Linked DNA regions of Homo sapiens: region 2 is linked to region 1. A link is an interaction called in ENCODE POLR2A ChIA-PET data of the cell type or tissue named here. Cell type or tissue: IMR-90. All regions are shown on one strand. Each heading gives the region's core, and the rest is flanking DNA. Links, peaks and the distances in the headings are about the cores only.

Evidence for each region. Peaks named below come from ENCODE experiments on the same cell type or tissue, not always from the same donor. Only the 100,000 strongest peaks of a DNase experiment are listed, where the experiment ranks them.
Region 2: POLR2A ChIA-PET joins it to region 1 with 12 read pairs; 3 of 35 experiments call an interaction of 5 or more read pairs at or near these places.

The regions. Positions count from the first base shown.
Region 1 is chr9:120,705,760-120,708,681 of GRCh38, reverse strand. The region is part of intron 1 of MEGF9 (multiple EGF like domains 9); the gene reads left to right. Among named protein-coding and RNA genes, the nearest start is that of MEGF9, 7.2 kb to the left of the region's middle. In IMR-90, for the core only: no CTCF peak of the experiment used is centred there; no DNase peak of the experiment used is centred there.
Region 2 is chr9:120,829,000-120,831,921 of GRCh38, reverse strand. PSMD5 (proteasome 26S subunit, non-ATPase 5) reads left to right here. Exons shown (of 10, transcript NM_005047.4): 3 at 1-90; 4 at 463-591; 5 at 2,714-2,823. Among named protein-coding and RNA genes, the nearest start is that of PSMD5, 12 kb to the left of the region's middle. In IMR-90, for the core only: no CTCF peak of the experiment used is centred there; a DNase peak (open chromatin) is centred at 1,551.

The DNA of each region.
Region 1 (2,922 bases), core at 165-2,664:
TTCTTACCTCATAGGGCAGAATAAATTTACAGATGATAAAACAATTTGGAAGATAAAGGATAATAATTTAGATTAGTTTTAAAGGGTCTCTTTCAGCTCTAAAGTTCTGTGATGATTTGGTCTGCATGATTCAAGGCATATTTATGTCCCCCAAAGAACCTTAATTATTTATTTGTTATCTGAGTGATGAGAATAGACTTTGTTTAAGCAAGCCCTAGAATTTAGAACTTGAAAACTCTGACTACCATGACATGTAAACAAAATATTACAGATGGATTATTTATTTTTGTTTGTTTGTTTTGTTTTGTTTTGTTTTTGGAGACGGAGTTTTGCTCTGTTGCCAGGCTGGAGTGCAGTGGTGCCATCTCGGATCACTACAACCTCCACCTCCCCGGTTCAAGTGATTCTCCTGCCTCAGCCTCCCGAGTAACTGGGACTACAGGCGCATGCCGCCACGCCCAGCTAATTTATTTTTCTTTGTATTTTAGAAGAAACAGGGTTTCACCATGTTGCCCAGGCTAGTCTCAAACTCCCAACCTCAGGCAATCCGCCCACCTCGGCCTCCCAAAGTGCTAGGATTACAGGCATGAGCTACCATGCCCAGCCTGTTTTTGTTTGTTTGTTTGTTTGTTTGTTTGAGACAGAGTCTCACTTAGTTGCCCAGGCTGGAGTGCAGTGGCACCGTCTGGGCTCACTGCAACCTCCGCCTCCCAAGTTCAAGCAGTTCTCCTGCTTCAGCCTCCCTAGTAGCTGGGACTACAGGCATGCGCAACCATACCCAGCTAACTTTCTTGTATTTTTAGTAGAGATGGGGTTTCACCATGTTGGTCAGGCTGGTCTTGAACTCCTGACCTCAAATGATCTGCCTGCCTCAGCTTCCCAAAGTGCTGGGATTACAGGTGTGAGCCACCACGCCCAGCCAAGATGGATTATATTTGAAAAGAACATCCTAGGAATATAGGACTCTCTTAACTGTACTGGAAAATGTTTTCATCATCCTAATATTCTCTAATACTAGATTCAGGATCTTACTTACTCGTGTTTCTTTAAGAAGATGCCATTTATTTTAAGGAAATACAAACTGTCTAGGCTTCAAAGTTAATATAGACCCCACAGTCTTTTATCTAAAACCTCTGGGTTGGATGTGTTTCAGAATTTAGATTTTTTCATTTTTTCATAAATACATTCCAGTGAATTGGGAGCAGCATCCTGTAATCAAACACATTAAGATATCTGCAGCAAACTGCACGTATCTTTACAGTGAGTGTGATAAATAAAGACTTTCAGTAGCCTTTGCTCAGGTCAGGTTTTATTTGCATTTGCTCAGGTCAGGTTTTGTTGCCAAATGTATTCGGAGTAGGTCAGATATTTGCCACCAAGTGAGTTACAGGAAAATTTGTAGTTTCATAGCTTCTGGTATTGAGCATCAGATTTGAGGGATTGTGGACTACTATAATAGTAATTACAAGCACACTTACTATGTTCCTGGCACTGTTCTATGTGCCTTATATATATTAAGTCATTTAATCTCCAAAACAGGAACTACTAAGTTAGTTACTATTATTATCCTCATTTTATAGATAAGGAAATTGAGTTCCATAGAAGCCCAGCTCTGGCAGAACCTACATTCAAACCTAGTGGGTCTGGCTCCAGAATCCATATTATTGGCATTTAAAGAAATACAGCTACCTAGAAGAGTAGGAAACCATTTTGCTAAAAATAATTGGTCCTTGGATATTAATCTGGGAAAACTTCTACTCTTCCTTGGCGTTTACTGTCTTCATTCCACTGTGTGCTATTCATTCATCTCCCAGAATTTTCTTTTCTTCTTTCTGTTTTTTTCTTTTGAGACAGGGTCTCACTCTGTGTCCCGGGCTGGAGTGCGGTGGCACAATCATGGCTCACTGCAGCCTCAACCTCCTGGGCTCAAATGATTCTCTCACCTCAATCTCCAGAGTAGCTGGGACTACAGGTGTGCACCACCACGCCTAGCTAGTTTTTGTATTTTTAGTAGAGTTGGGATTTTGCCATGTTGCCCAGGCTAGTCTCGAACTCCTGAACTCAAGTAATCCACCCACCTTGGCCTTCCAAAGTACTGGGATTACAGGTGTGAGACACCGTGCCCAGCCACCTCCCTGAATTTTCTGTTTGACAACGTTTTACAATTGTTATATTAAATTATAGCTCTTATTGTTTCATTAATTAGGTTCTAAGTTTTTCTGTGATGGAGAGATTTGTTCATATTTTTTGGGGGGCCAGGCCCCCCAAATTTATCATACCTTATGCCTGACCTAAGTGCCTAGGTTTTTGTAGAAATTCCTTAGTCTGATTAGTTTCTGGAGCAGCATAAACTCCAGAACATTAGTTTCAAATCTTCTGTATTATGTCCCCAGGAAGCCTCCTGGCTAGTTGAAAATTTACACATTGAAATAATCTAGGTCTTTTTATCTTGATTTTTAAAAAAGACCCCTAAAATTTAAGTGTGCATAATTTCTCATCTTAGCATTTCTAAACATGTGTATTAACTTCCAGACATTCTGGCACCCTTATAAAAAGAATAGAAGAAAAGTATTGCAGTGCTGTTTTTACTGATGAGTAAATTATGGGTGGAGAGAATTCTGCTCTAGGGTACTTAATAGAGCAGAAGAAAATAAAAATGTAAGACCTTGTTTAGCTGAAAGACAGTGTTAGATGATATTTTAAGTTATAAATAGCTTTAATCCTTGCTTTTTCCTTTATCTTGATTTTTGTGTGGTTTTTTTTAGGTGTGATATAAAAATCCTTATTAGTAATGTTGACATTATATTACAGGGACCTCTTCTGTGATCACTTAGGCTTTTTTTCAAGTATACATTTTGATTTATCTGTTTTTCACTAGAAATGACTACCCTGACTGCCCTGGTAACTTTAAAGGAGGATTTC
Region 2 (2,922 bases), core at 300-2,799, 120 kb before region 1:
GATGCTGTTACTGAGATTCTAAATAATGCTGAATTACTAAAACAAATTGTTTATTGCATTGGTGGAGAGAATCTATCTGTAGCAAAAGCGGTGAGTCTACTAGAATCATTGACTTAAATGTGCAGAGACATCGGTGTCCCAAAAGATAAAGAAAGGCCTTCTGAATTGAGAGGTGAAGGTTTAGAATGGATGATTTGCGTAATGGAATTTACAACTTCATATGGATTGTGTAAAATAAATGGTTGTCAAGTAAATACTAGTAAACCCCTTTCATTTTCTAGGATATACATATCTACAGTATCCATCATAATTCTATGGGGGATACCTTGCGTCTTTTCCAATTATAAATAATAGCTAAAACATGGGCAAGGTGCATTCCATGCACTATTTTTACATCACTCTTATGAAGTAGATAATAACCTGCATTTTGGGAATGTAAGAGATATTTTCTTTCGTTATAAGGCTATCAAATCCCTGTCAAGAATATCACTAACCCAAGCTGGACTGGAGGCTTTATTTGAAAGCAATCTGCTGGATGATTTGAAAAGTGTAATGAAAACAAATGACATTGTTCGATACAGGGTGTATGAGGTAAGATAAAAAGCACACTTTCTCATGCTTACAAAGCAGAATGCAGTTTGGCTTATGCTGAAAAGCAAGATGGCTCATTAAGTATATAATCTGTGTTTGGCCCTACAGTAGGTGCTGGGAATATAAGGATGCATTCCCAGCCTAGTATGTGAGACAGTCATAAAAAATACTTACAGCCCAGCTCTATGGGAGGCAAGGGCAGGAGGACCCCTTGAGGCCAGGAGTTTCAGACCAGCCTGGGCAACATAGTGAGACCCCATCTCTACAACGATTTTAAAAATTAGCTGTGCATGGTGGTATGTGCATGTCGTCCCAGCTACTCAGGAGGTTGAAGTGGGAGGATCAACTGAGCCCAGAAAGTTGAAGCAGCAGTGAGCCGTGGTTGCACTACTGCACTCCAGCCTGGCCAACAGAGCAAGACCCTTTTTATATATATATATATATTTACAGTGCAATATAATTACTATGATAGAGAAGATATTGAAACCAGACTTGAAAAAATTTGTAGTAGTAATAAGAAATGGCCCTTATTTGTACCAGCTTTGTACTAAGCACTATGCTAAAATACTCACATATATTATCTTTAATTCTTACAGTAAACTTTGTATGTTGTTATCATTAACCTCATATTGATGGAGCAATTGATCCAAGACCACACAGTTAATAGGGTGCATGTTTGAAATAGAATCCTCTATAGTCTAATTCCATCTTCAGAACACTTTCTTACTTTGCATGTCATGATACCATACTATGCTGCTTTTCCTTCTACCTCTCAGTTTCTTCTCAGCCTCCTGGCTCATTATCCTCCGTTGAATCTTTAATTGTTGGAGTTGATGAAAACAGAGTTCCAAGCCCTGCTTTCACGGTACTCTACTCATTCCTAGGCAGTTTTACTCACTTATGATTTCACTTCCCATCAGTGATGATGCCTCTCAGATGTAAACTTCCAACTGAGACCTTTCTTCTGAGCTCGAACCTTCATGCTCAACTGCTTACTCACTCTTGGCCCCTTGGGTATATTCTAGGCCACTCAAACTCATGCTGAAATCAAATTCCTGATCTTCCTTATCCACCCTATCCCCCTAATAAAAAATAAGACAACAAACTGGCTGTGTCTCACAGTCTGCTTAGTTGGGTATTAGACCTTGGCTCATTCTGAGGCCTGTTTTCCTTGCCACATATCCATTCGGTCATCATATTTTGTTGATTTTATTTAAACCCCTGCATTTCTCTTCATTAGTACAGCTTCTACCACCCTAGACTAACTTACTGGTGTCACTCACCTGGGCTACTATATTTGCATCCAAACTGGTCTCCACTCATCCATTTTTATCATCCCTAGTCTATCTTCTCATGCAGTCAGAATGGTCTTTTAAAAGTCCAAATCTGATTGTGTCATTTCTCTGCTTAAAACCCTTCAGTGTCTTCCTATATCTCTCAGTAAGACCTCAGAACATACTTGCTGAATGAGTGAGTGAATGACTGACTGACTGACTGACAGGATGCCTGAATGAGTGAATGGTTTTATAATCTGTTTGTTGTGGCTGATTCAGGCTTTTGTACCCTGATTGATGATTGCTTGGGCGGGAAAGTGCTGATACACCTAGATATAATGGAACATTTCTGTGCCAAGGTGGCAGGGCATGGTGGCTCATGCCTGTAATCTCAACACTTCAGGAGGCCAGGGCGGGCAGATCACTTGAGGGCAGGAGTTCAAGACAAGCCTGGCCAACATAGCAAAACCCCATCGCTACTAAAAATACAAAACAATTAGCCAGGTGTGGTGGTGCATGCCTGTAATCCCAGCTACTGGGGAGGCTGAGGCACGAGAATCGCTTGAACTCAAGAGGCAGAGGTTGCAGTGAGCTGAGATCACGCCACTGCACTCCAGCCTAGGTGACAGAGTGAGACTCTGTCTCAAAAATAATAATAATAATAATCTGTGCCAAAGTAATTTCTTATGCGTTCACTGAAGTTTTTCTACTTAAAGAGACAAATAATGGATTTTTTAAAACTCATTTATAAAAAGTACCTAGTCCTACATTTAACTTAAAATGAGATCTATCAGGCGTAGGGCTGATTTGACCTTTTTCTTTTTTCTGTGTTTTTTTTTTTATTTCAGCTAATTATAGAGATTTCTTCCGTGTCACCAGAATCTTTAAACTACTGTACCACAAGTGGATTGGTAACCCAGCTCCTGAGAGAGCTGACTGGTGAGGATGTGTTGGTCAGGTGTGTTGACTGAGTTCTTAAAGTGAAATATCCTCTTTTGAAGGGCTGGGAAACAACCTTGGGACATCTGTGATTTTCTCTATTAGAGACTTTGCCCAG